Regions from separate parts of the Homo sapiens genome. Here regions 1, 2 and 4 are each linked to region 3. Evidence: chromatin contacts called from ENCODE Hi-C or POLR2A ChIA-PET data. All regions are on one chromosome and are shown on one strand. The core of a region is the stretch at or near the end of the contact, and the rest is flanking DNA. Distances in the headings are between cores, read along the strand shown. Region 1 overlaps PBX4 (PBX homeobox 4). Region 2 holds the start of UPF1 (UPF1 RNA helicase and ATPase). Region 3 holds the start of SUGP1 (SURP and G-patch domain containing 1). Region 4 holds the start of GMIP (GEM interacting protein).

Region 1 (2,700 bases), core at 43-2,542, 270 kb after region 3:
GAAGTGCTAATTCATAAGAATGTGTATGTGCACTAAGGCCTTAAGCTACAGGCACACTGTTTTAGATACGGCCCCTACCAAAGACCCTCAATCCTTGAGGTAAGCTTTATTGAGATATAATTCACATGCCATATAATTCATCTGCTTAAAGTGAATACTTCAGTGGTTTTTAGTTTATTTCCAAGGTTGTGCGACCACCACCACTAGCTAACATTCTCATCCTCCCTAAAGATACCCCGTCTCTATGAGCAGTCACTCTTTACGCCCCCTCCCTAGCCCCGGGACAACCACGAGTCTTCCTGTCTCTATGGATTTGCCTGATCTGGACTCTTCATATTGATGGAATCACACAGCATGTGATGTGACACTTCACATCTGGCTTCTCCTACCCAGCATCATGTTTTCAAGGTGCACCCATGTTGCAGCCTGTGCCAATACTTCATTCCTCTTTATGGCTGAATAATACTCCATTGCATGGATGGACCACGTTTTGTTTTGTTTTCTTTCTTTTTTTTTTTTTTTTGAGAGAGAGTCTTGCTCTGTCACCTAGGCTGGAGTACAGTGGCGTGATCTCCGCTCACTGCAACCTCCGCCTCCCAGGTGCAAGTGATTCTCGCGCCTCAGCCTCCCGATTAGCTGGGATTACAGGCATATGCCACCACGCCCAGCTAATTTTTATATTTTTAGTAGAGACGGGGTTTCACCATGTTGGCCAGGCTGGTCTCGAACCCCTGACCTCAAATGATCCCCCCACCTTGGCCTCCCAAAGTGCTGGAATTACAGGTGTGAGCCATGGCGCCTGGACACACATTTTGTTTTTCTAGTTATCATGGACATCAGGTTGTTTTCAGATTCCTTAATCTGTATATTTATATACAATGATCCACTTCTCTGTCCAACAGACACTTTGGCAATGATAGGATGTTCTAGACCTTTCTATTATAGGAGGCACCAGCCCTGTGTGGCTGCTGAGACTTGAAATGTGGCTGGTGTGGCTGAGGAATGCACTGGTTAATTGCATTTGGTTTTAATTAATTCAAATGTAAACAGCCCTGCGTTGAGTATCTGGAGCCACCCAGCTGATGAGACTCAGGGGCTCAATTTGTGAGTTACCCTGAGACTGAGGGGAGGAAAGGATACTCCAATCAACCTGGAGAATAAGTCCCCCAGCTGCCGGGGTCTACTCCCACAAGAACCCTAAAGAAATGTACATGGGACTCAGCCCCAGGGTACAGCTAATTAGAAAAAGGATCTCAGTTCCAGAGAGGTGACTCATAGGCCTCAGGGTGACTGCTAGGACCCAGGAAAGCCCCATGAGCACCATGACACCCCAGCTTCCTGGCTGAATTTACAGAACCCGATTCTGTAATTGCAACAGATCCGACCAGCTGACGAGGAAGGGAAAGAATGAGAATGGCTTATGCCTGCCAACTACTAGCAAGGCCAATCATTAGTCAGGAAGACAAAAAGGCATTCCCTGATGTTATGCATTATTTACATTTACTCCTCTGAATGGGGCTCTGTGCGTTCCTACAGCACAGCAAGGGTTCCTGCAGCACAACAGCCCTGGCTGAGAAACTTCTTGTTCCCCAGAGACACAGTCACAGGGTGGAGAAGGCAAAGCAGGCCCCTTCTCAAGAACGGCCCAGGATGGGATGGCCGAGTGGGTCTGCAAGGGGCCTCTGGGGCTCAGCACACCGCCTCGGAGCTGCCTACCCACTCGAGATCTGAGATCCGAAGCTTTTCACACAAGCTGTCACTCATGCTCATGTGGAGGTAAAGCCTGACACATTCCAACGTGCCAGGCTGTCCCTGCTCTGGTGCCAAACACCACTGTGTGAATTCAGGCCACGCCTCAGTCCTCACTGGGAACATCAATGTGACAAACCTTATTTTTTATTTTTATATTTTTTTAGAGGCAGAGTCTCACTTTGTCGCCCAAGCTGGGGTGCAGTGGTGTGATCTCAGCTCACTGCAAACCTCACATCCCAGGTTCAAGTGATTCTTCTGCCTCAGCCTCCCGTGTAGCTAGGATTATAGGCACCCGCCACCATGCCCAGCTAGTTTTTGTATTTTTAGTAGAGATGGGTGGGTGAGGGAGGTGGGGGGGTGGTTCACCATATTGGCCAGGCTGGTCTCGAACTCCTGACCTCAGGTGATCCGTCTGCCTCAGCCTCCCAAAGTGCTGGGATTATAGGCGTGAGCCACTGTACCTGGCCAACGTGACACATCTTAAATCCAACGCTTTCGAATTCTGCAACATACCTAGTCCCAGGGTCTCAGCAAAGGGACTGTGGCCCGTATCTGGTTCTCCCAGCTAAATTCAAAGCTCTGCAACTAATCAGGGTTTATTTTGTTCTCAGAACAGCTCCTCTAGACACCGAGGAGGACAGCTGTTTCTGGGAAGGAGGGTTTGGGAGGAAATGCATACGCTGAGGGTGTCCTTGGCCTTCAGAGACCACCGCAGGGCAGGAACACCCAGACACTGTGGTGTGGTGAAGCTGACCCCAGGAGACAAGCTTTGAGGGACCTGCCTGCATACCTCCGACAGGCCATTCCTGGGGTTCACCAGGGACTGCTGGCAGTGCATCCGGTGATGCCAGGTTTACATGGAGGACCACGTTCTTTTCAGGCTGCTGTGAGTGATAAGCCCTGTGTTCTAAGTCAGGCCCCCAGACACTGAATCTTCTGAACCTCATA
Region 2 (2,700 bases), core at 41-2,540, 490 kb before region 3:
TTAATGGCAACAGAAACCCTAGGCTCAGAGAGGTTAAGTCACTTGTATAATTTCACACAGCTGGTAAGTGGTCAGGTCTAGAGTCCACCACAGACCATGTGCTTCCAGTTGTTTTGCTGTATACGTCCACTAAATAATAATCATAGCAAAAATAGTAATGGTATAATAACAGTGGCAGAGGCATCAGGAACAGCAGCAACCATCATTTCCAAGTGCCAGGCCCAGTACGTAAGACTATCCCCATTCATTTATTTTTACTTATTTTTGAGACAGGGTCTCGCTCTGTCACCCAGGCTGGAGTGCAGTGGTGCAATCTCGGCTTACTGCAGCCTCAACTTCCCAGGGTCAAGCGATCCTCCCACCTCAGCCTCCCTAGTAGCTGGGACTACAGGTGCGAACCACCACGCTTAGCTAATTTTTTTTTTTTTTTTTGAGACAGAGTCTCACTCTGTTGCCCAGGCTGGTGTGCAGTGGCACAATCTTGGCTCACTGCAACCTCCGCCTCCTGGGTTCAAGCGATTCTCCTGCCTCAGCCTCCTGAGTAGCTGGGACTACAGGCTCGTGCCACCACGCCTGGCTAATTTTTTGTATTTTTAGTGGAGACGGGGTTTCACCATGTTAGCCAGGATGGTCTCGATCTCCTGACGTCATGATCCACCCGCCTCGGCCTCCCAAAGTGCTGGGATTACAGGCGTGAGCCACCGCGCTCGGCCTAATTTTTATATTTTTTGTAGAGATGGAGTCTCACTCTGTCTCCCAGGCTGGTCTCGAACTCCTGAGTTCAAGCAGTTCTCCCGCCTCAGCCTCTGAGTGTTGGGATTACAGGTGTGACCACCGCGCCGAGCCCCACTCCCTTTTTAAACCAATGCACAGGGAGCATCTACTATGTGCGAGGCACCCTCCATTTTACAGATGGGGAAACTGAGTTCCAAGCAGCTTTTGCCAGGAGTGGGAGCGCACCGTCCCTGCCCAGTCTCTCCAGTTGGGCGTTCCGAGACCACCTATGTAGGGTATTCGGCTAGCGCTCAATTAAACCGAAACACCGTCGCAGCGACCACAGGTGCAGACCACCAAGTCCACACCGCCAGCCGCCCGGGCGTCCCCAATTAGCAGTTGGGGCGGGACCAAGTCCTCGAGCTGCCGCCGCAGCGGCGGTTGAAAGCCCCACCCCCTGCGCGTGCGCGGTGCGCGTCCCGTCTTCCTGCTGGGCACCAGGCGCCCGCGAAGAGCGCGCGCGCTTCCGCCGGCGTCGGGCTCGCGCACGCGCACGGCGACGGCGGCGGTGGCGGCAGTTCCTGCTCTAGGCTGCGAGCGGCTGGCGGCTTCGAGGGGAGCTGAGGCGCGGAGGGGCTCGGCGGCAGCGGCGGCGGCTCGGCACTGTTACCTCTCGGTCCGGCTGGCGCCGGGGCGCGCGGTTTGGTCCTTTCCGGGCGCGCGGGGGCGACAGCGGCAGCGACCCGAGGCCTGCGGCCTAGGCCTCAGCGCGGCGGCGGGCTCGAGTGCAGCGCGGAACCGGCCCGAGGGCCCTACCCGGAGGCACCATGAGCGTGGAGGCGTACGGGCCCAGCTCGCAGACTCTCACTTTCCTGGACACGGAGGAGGCCGAGCTGCTTGGCGCCGACACACAGGGCTCCGAGTTCGAGTTCACCGACTTTACTCTTCCTAGCCAGACGCAGACGCCCCCCGGCGGCCCCGGCGGCCCGGGCGGTGGCGGCGCGGGAGGCCCGGGCGGCGCGGGCGCGGGCGCTGCGGCGGGACAGCTCGACGCGCAGGTGAGCGGCACATGGCGGTGCCGGAAGCCCGGGCCCGGCCTCGGCGCCTGAGACCTGCCCCGAACTCGCCTCGGGCCCGGCCTGTGTTTGGCCGGAGTCCCCCATCGCGGCCGGGCCTGGGGCGATCTGCCCCGGGTCCCCTACTCTGGCTCGGCCTGAGCTTACCTGCCCCAGGTCCTGCAATCTGCCCGGGCCTGGCCTGATCTGCCCCGGGTCCCCCGCTCCGGCCGCGACCTGGCTGAGTTCCTTCGGCCCCCAACTCCTGGGCCGGGCAGACTTGCCTCGAGTCCTCCACTTCGTTCGGGACCGAGCTAACCTGACCCTGTTCCTTTACGCCAGCTGGGTTTGCTCCCCCTCCTGGGCCCGGGCTGACCTGCCTTGTGTCCCACAATCAGTCTGGCCTGGAGTAACCTGCCCCCTGACTTATCTGAGTTCTTCCATTCCATCCGGGCTAGGGTGACCTGCCCTGGTCCCTCTTTCGCAGGTCTCGGTATTCTGCCTCGAGTTCTCCTACGACCTGGGCCGGGTCTTGCTCAGGCCGGAGCTTGAGTGACTTCCCTCAGTCCCTTTCCGGGAGTATCCAGGGTGACCTGCCCTAATCCTGTCTCTGGCCTGGTCCGGGGGTCCTGCCCGGTCTCCCCATTGGTGGGTCTGGCCGCCTGTCCCACCTCCCATCTGTGGTCGCAGCCATCTGGGCACCCCACCTTTCACAGTCACGGAGCGTAGGTTCGACTTTCCCCATGCATAGGGGCGCTGGCCAGCGGAAGGTTGAGGCAGAGAAGAATTTTTGCCTCCCATGGAGGAGCACATATTGGCTGGCTATTAAGATCATTCAGGAAGCAGGTTGTATTTTGTTTTTTCTTGCATCGCCTGTTGCTGAAACCGACCTGTTACATAACTTCACAACTCTTGCCTTGGAAAAGTTGGG
Region 3 (2,700 bases), core at 201-2,700:
AATACACAAAAACACTGGCCAGGTGCGGTGGCCGGCGCCTGTAATCCCAGCTACTCAGGAGGCTGAGGCAGAAGAATGGCTTGAACCCGGGAGGTAGAGGTTGCAGTCAGCCGACATCGTGCCACTGCACTCCAGCCTGGGCGACAGAGCGAAACTCCGCTTCAACAAAAAGAAAAAAAGAATTCTAAAAGGCCATTTTCAAGGCCCCGCCAGATGGTTCCCCTCCCTTCTGCTTCATCCTTGACATTCTTCAAAAGGACAAGCCCATCCTACCAGGGCCTCTGCATTTACTGGCCCCCCTCTGTGTGGAAGGCTCCACCCTCCAGGGATTCCCATAGCTGGCATTCATTGTCTTAACTCAAATGTCCTCTGCTTGAAAAGGCCTTTCCCTGGGCCAGGTGTGGTGGCTCACACCTTTACGTAACCCCAGCACTTTAAGAGGCTGAGATGGGAGGATCGCTTGAGCCTAGGAATTCCAGACCTGCATGGGAAACGTGGCAACACAAAAAACACACAAATTCGCTGTGTGGTGGCGCGCATCTGTGGTCTCAGCTACTAGGGAGGCTGAGGTGGGAGGATCACCTGAACCCAGGGAGCCACAGTGAGCCACTGCACTACAGCCTGGGCGACAAAGTGAGACCCTGTCTCAAAAAAAAAAAAAAAAAAAAAAAGAAAGAAAGAAAGAAAAGGTCTTTCCTGACTACCCAATATCAGAAGCCTCCACTCTGATCATATCATACGTAACCTCACATCATACGTAAGTTTTTGTAAATATTTTCTCATTAATGCACTGACACCCCAGTAGAAAGCAACCTCCAGGAAGGCAGGGCCCTGTTTCGGTCACCGCTGCATGCGTAGCGCCCAGCACACTGCTTGGCACACAGTGAGCACGCCCTAAGTATCTGCTGATGGGTAAATGCATTCTATTCTGGGGAAGCAGAAAGGCCAAGGCTTGCAGCAAAGTGAGGGTCAAAAGACGCGGGAAAGTGTGTCAAGGGAGCCTCAAAGCACTTCGGAAAAGCAGCTTTTCCAGAAAGCGGGACACAGGCCAGAGGCCAGCTGCGACGAAAAGAGGGGTGCAGGGACAGCCCAAGGTTGTCGCCGTATTGGGGAACGGAGGTTGGAGCAGCCCTGAAGGCGGTTGTTTCGGAAACGGGACGCAGGGCCGAGCCGGGTGGCGGCCTCTACGGAGATCCGTGCGTCCTCAGCAAACCAAGCGGGGGCGGCCAGCAACCTGGGTCTGGGGTCTCGAGAAACCAAGAGGTGCAGAAGCCGACGCTGTGGGCTGCCCCGGGGCTGAAGCGAGGGATCCACGGGTCGCAGCAGGACGGACCCGAGGAGTCAGGGGAGACACCTAGCCCCAGGGACCCAGGCGGCCGCCTGAGAGGAGGCGGGGGCTGTTACCTGCAACATCCCGGTTGTCCATCTTGAGACTCATCCAATCCCACAATGCTCCGGCGCCCCTTAAGGGGCCCTGTTATAGTGTGCATCGCCTGATGGGAGATGTAGTCCGCCTCGGTCAGACTCGCCCTATTACTGCGTGAACGACTGGGTTTTTTTTTTTTTAACCTCCAGAAACGGAAGCCTCAGCCTATCAGCGATGCCTAAGTCCCAGTCACGATAACCAAACGGCGTCGCCCTTTTACACCTTCCCGGAGCGGCAGTCATCCCAAATACAAACTACATGTTCCAGGATGCTTTGGGCGGCAGATCTCGCGGAAGCCGCGAGGAGAGCCCGGCCCCGTCTCGCGCGCCTGCTTCCGCCTCCCTGTGGCGGCGGCTTGTTGTTGTGGAGGCCAAAATGGCGGCTCAGGCGGCGGCAGCGGCCCAGGCGGCGGCGGCCCAGGCTGCGCAGGCCGAGGCGGCCGACTCGTGGTACCTGGCGCTTCTGGGCTTCGCTGAGCACTTCCGCACTTCCAGCCCGCCCAAAATCCGCCTGTGCGTGCACTGCCTGCAGGCCGTGTTCCCCTTCAAGCCGCCGCAGCGCATCGAGGCCCGTACACACCTGCAGCTGGGCTCCGTTCTCTATCACCACACCAAGAACAGCGAGCAGGCGCGCAGCCACCTGGAGAAGGCGGTGAGCGCGGGCCGGGCCGCGAGGGAGGAGTCGCGGGCTCCTTGCAAGATCTGGGCTGACGGGTCGCGACCGCGGCGGGTGGGGGGCCGCTCCTCGGCGACCTGGGGGCGCGACCTCCGTCAAAGCCGCAGGACCCCCACCCGCCTCTGCCGGACCCCAAAGCCACCAGCCTCTCAAGGGACACGAAAGCCTCGCCCCCCACGCCTTATTTCCCGTTTCTGGTGACAGGGCTCCAGGAGCCCCGTCACCGTACTCTGAAAGTTGCCTGTTATTGGGAGCAACAGGATCCGCAAATCGTCTGGTTTTCAGGAGGATCCCACCTGTTGGTGGCGATGGGGACATCACAGGGTCCTGAAGCTATTAGCTCCTCCTGGTTCAGCTTCCGGAGCATCAGCCCCAAACGCTTCCACCTAAAGTGACTTGGGGTAGGGGTTGGCGAAGGCGAGACCCCTGGCATTCTCCCGGGAATCTGAAGTCTGGTCTCTCAGGAACCTGGAAGGGCATGATTCTCCTTGGACACAGAAGTTTGGTAATCGTGGTTTTTGGAGGGTCTTGTGCCCCCATCAATAATGCCTGGTGTCGTACGAGGGAAGCTGAGACCCGGAGTCTGGAGTTGGTCATTT
Region 4 (2,700 bases), core at 128-2,627, 320 kb after region 3:
ATAGGGATCGCAAATATTTTAAGGGGTTACAAGGATATGTAGGGGTTCTAGGACCACTTTGGGGATTTCCAGTCTATTTAGGGGGACACTTTTAGGATACCGAGGCATTTTGGAGGGTCCCATCCTAGACTTCTCTGGTTATTAGGTATGTAGGTCCAGATGTTACAGGTTCCAAATGGGACTGCAAGGCACCTAAATGGTTAGGGGCTTGGGGCATCTTGGCAGGATTTGGGGGTGATCCAGGCTCAGACTCACACGTTCCCCAGTGAGATTTCGAGGTTGTCCAGGCTCCGGAAGATGTCACTGTACCTCTTCCTGCCCTCAGGACCTGGGGGGAGTCCTAGGGGAGGGGAGTGTAATACATGGGCTAACCACTGCCTCCCTCCACCCACGGCACCTCAACCAGTCTCATTTGGAGGGGGTGGAAGAGAAAGGGAAGAGTGAGAGAGAGAAAGAGAGGGCTGGGGGGGGCTTGGTTGGGGCCAACTCGAGGCAGGCAGATGGACTCACACACCACCAGAGACCAGAGACAGCTGCTCGGGGAACAGAGACACCCACTCCCTGGGTCTGCCTGCACCCAGAAGCAAACCAACAAAACAGATGCCCCAGATGCAACCAGGCTGTCCCGAGAAGAAAGCCGGTCTGACAATGGAACCACGGGCTAGACAGATGGAAATACACAAGGGACAGCCAGGCAGAGCCTGGGGCAGAAACACACATGGAGAGACTGAAGCCGTGAGGGACATAAAGACCGAATGACACTCCACATACACAACACAGACACAAAGACGGCCGGAAACACCAAGTCGGACCCCGCCACATTTCTACTGCTGCCCCCCTGCCCCCTCTCCTAAGGGGCCTAGACCAGCACTGCCGACTCCCCAGGGCTACAGAGGGGCCCTGTGGGGATCCTACCGCGTTGCCCTCTCCCTCAGCAGTCGTGGCACCCTGCCCCCATCACAAAAATCAGAAGCAGAAGCAGTCACTTCCCCTTCCTGGGCCCCCTCCCCCAGGCGTCTGGGGTGAGGGATCAAAAGGGGGAGGGGGAGTGAAGGGCTGGGGTCCTGAACCCATCCGGGCACAGGGCTCCCCACAATGGAGGATCCCTGGGTCCTTCCCATTCAGGAACTCCTCTCCTGGCTCTCAGGACGGAGCGGGACAAGTGTGTGCCCTCAATGTAGGAAGCAGGGGATGGTCGGGGGAGGCCCCTCCCGGATCCCCGACCCCCTACCCGGCTCTGCTGCGTCCATATCTGGGCCCGGGGATCGCTCTGCAGGGACCGGGATGGGGATGGGGTCGCGCGCCGGCGGGGCCGAGCCCCGATTTCCTGCCGCCGCAGCCGCCGCCGCCGCCTCGGTTCCGCGTCGCCCTGCCCAGCGGAGGCCACGCCCCCGCATCAGACCACGCCCCCGTAGCCCGGAAGCCTTGATAGTGCCCTTCTCTACCTGAGCCGCTTGAAACTGGGTCGGGCCAGGGCCCCCTGAGCGACCACTCGAGGCTGCAGTGCCCCTGACCTGGGCATCCTAAGACTTCATCTGGGCCATAGGTTCCCTCTCAGATCTTTGTGCTACCCCAAATCCCACGGAGCCCCAGCCCCCTCCTCCCTGAATGGTTGCAGAGTCCACCTGTCCCGGGGGGCCTCTCCCAGGAGCTCCCACAACCCGCGACCCTGGTGATCCCCTTGCCCAGGTTGTCTCTCGGAGCCCTGAAACCACCTGGGCCTCGCTGGAGCCATGGCGCCCCCTGGTGGAGGCCTGATATTCTGTCCGATTCCAACCAAAATTCTAATACTCGGGCTGGAGAACCCCTGGCCTGGGGGACGCCCCTTCCGTGACCCTCAAAGCTGGATCAGGCTCAAGGCCCCAATTACAGCACACCAGGGAGCAGCCCTTTTAGGTAGGGAGTGGAGGTTTGTCCAAAAGCACCAGCTCTGGGGTTGCCACAAGCCGCCTGTTATAAAAATGCTCCCACCCCCAGCACAGTGGAATTTTGGGGCTGGAAATAGACTTTAAAGTATGTTTATAACTTTGTGTCCAAAGGCTTTGGCTGTTAAGGAGGCAAGGATTCTCTGACTGGCTCCGTGCTGCCTACTCTGCAGTTCTTGAGTTGTGATGAGTGAGTCCATTGAAAGGAATAACACTATCAACCTAAGAGCCAAGCCAGGTTTCCAGGTCACATCCTGGCTGATGCTCAGCCAGAGCTCCCTGACTGTGACATGAGATGGTAGAGCAGCGCAGGCCCCCAAAGAGCATGACAGAGTCAGTACTTGTTTGTTTTTCTTTTGAGTTGGAGTCTCGCTCTGTTGCCCAGGCTGGAGTGCAGTGGCGTTATCTCGGCTCACTGCAAGCTCCACCTCCTGGGTTCACGCCATTCTCCTGCCTCAGCCTCCCGAGTAACTGGGACTACAGGCACTCGCCACCATGCCTGGCTAATTTTTTGTATTTTTAGTAGAGATGGGGTTTCACTGTGTTAGCCAGGATGGTCTCGATCTCCTGACCTTGTGATGGGCCCGCCTTGGCCTCCCAAAGTGCTGGGATTACAGGCTTGAGCCACCGGACAGAGTCAATACTTGTAATGATGCAGATCATATTCCTCAAGTCTCAGACACCACCCGAGAGAAAGGCATGCTGTTATGTATTATGGGAAAGAAAAAAATATCACACATCCTAAGGCTTCTCTCAGCACCTGAGTTGTTAAAAT

What was found. Hi-C counts contacts between places; a loop is a spot of excess contacts on that map. ChIA-PET counts read pairs that join two places held with the same protein, here RNA polymerase II (POLR2A). Pooled maps may share reads with other maps.
Region 1: a loop to region 3 is called in a pooled map, with 3 times the contacts of the local background. The contact joins the enhancer-like site here to the promoter of SUGP1 in region 3. A Hi-C loop is called at or near these places in 8 of 50 pooled maps.
Region 2: a map with no recorded cell type shows a loop between it and region 3 (21-fold over the local background). The contact joins the promoter of UPF1 here to the promoter of SUGP1 in region 3. A Hi-C loop is called at or near these places in 1 of 37 single-sample maps with no recorded cell type and 10 of 50 pooled maps. POLR2A ChIA-PET finds 5 or more read pairs at or near these places in 1 of 52 experiments (activated B cell).
Region 4: a map of CD8-positive, alpha-beta T cell shows a loop between it and region 3 (3-fold over the local background). The contact joins the promoter of GMIP here to the promoter of SUGP1 in region 3. A Hi-C loop is called at or near these places in 1 of 168 maps with a recorded cell type or tissue (CD8-positive, alpha-beta T cell) and 6 of 50 pooled maps.

What each region holds. Positions count from the first base shown.
Region 1 is chr19:19,589,964-19,592,663 of GRCh38, forward strand. The region is part of intron 2 of PBX4 (PBX homeobox 4); the gene reads right to left. Among named protein-coding and RNA genes, the nearest start is that of PBX4, 27 kb to the right of the region's middle. RefSeq lists enhancers at 1,170-1,329, 1,490-1,539, 2,653-2,700. Within about 2 kb of position 1,293, at least 16 of the 41 ENCODE cell types and tissues checked have a DNase peak (open chromatin) inside an H3K27ac peak, as active enhancers do.
Region 2 is chr19:18,830,669-18,833,368 of GRCh38, forward strand. It overlaps UPF1 (UPF1 RNA helicase and ATPase), which reads left to right and starts at 1,291. Exons shown (of 24, transcript NM_002911.4): 1 at 1,291-1,772. The coding sequence starts at 1,542. RefSeq lists silencers at 1,095-1,354, 1,475-1,574, 1,725-1,814, 1,825-1,904.
Region 3 is chr19:19,319,059-19,321,758 of GRCh38, forward strand. SUGP1 (SURP and G-patch domain containing 1) reads right to left here and starts at 1,451. Exons shown (of 14, transcript NM_172231.4): 1 at 1,405-1,451. The coding sequence starts at 1,438. MAU2 (MAU2 sister chromatid cohesion factor) reads left to right here and starts at 1,771. Exons shown (of 19, transcript NM_015329.4): 1 at 1,771-2,077. The coding sequence starts at 1,802. RefSeq lists enhancers at 1,319-1,368, 1,389-1,878, 1,587-2,558 and a silencer at 1,930-2,151.
Region 4 is chr19:19,642,280-19,644,979 of GRCh38, forward strand. It overlaps GMIP (GEM interacting protein), which reads right to left and starts at 1,378. Exons shown (of 21, transcript NM_016573.4): 1 at 1,232-1,378; 2 at 256-340. The coding sequence starts at 1,250. RefSeq lists enhancers at 255-1,210, 432-591 and a silencer at 1,222-1,471.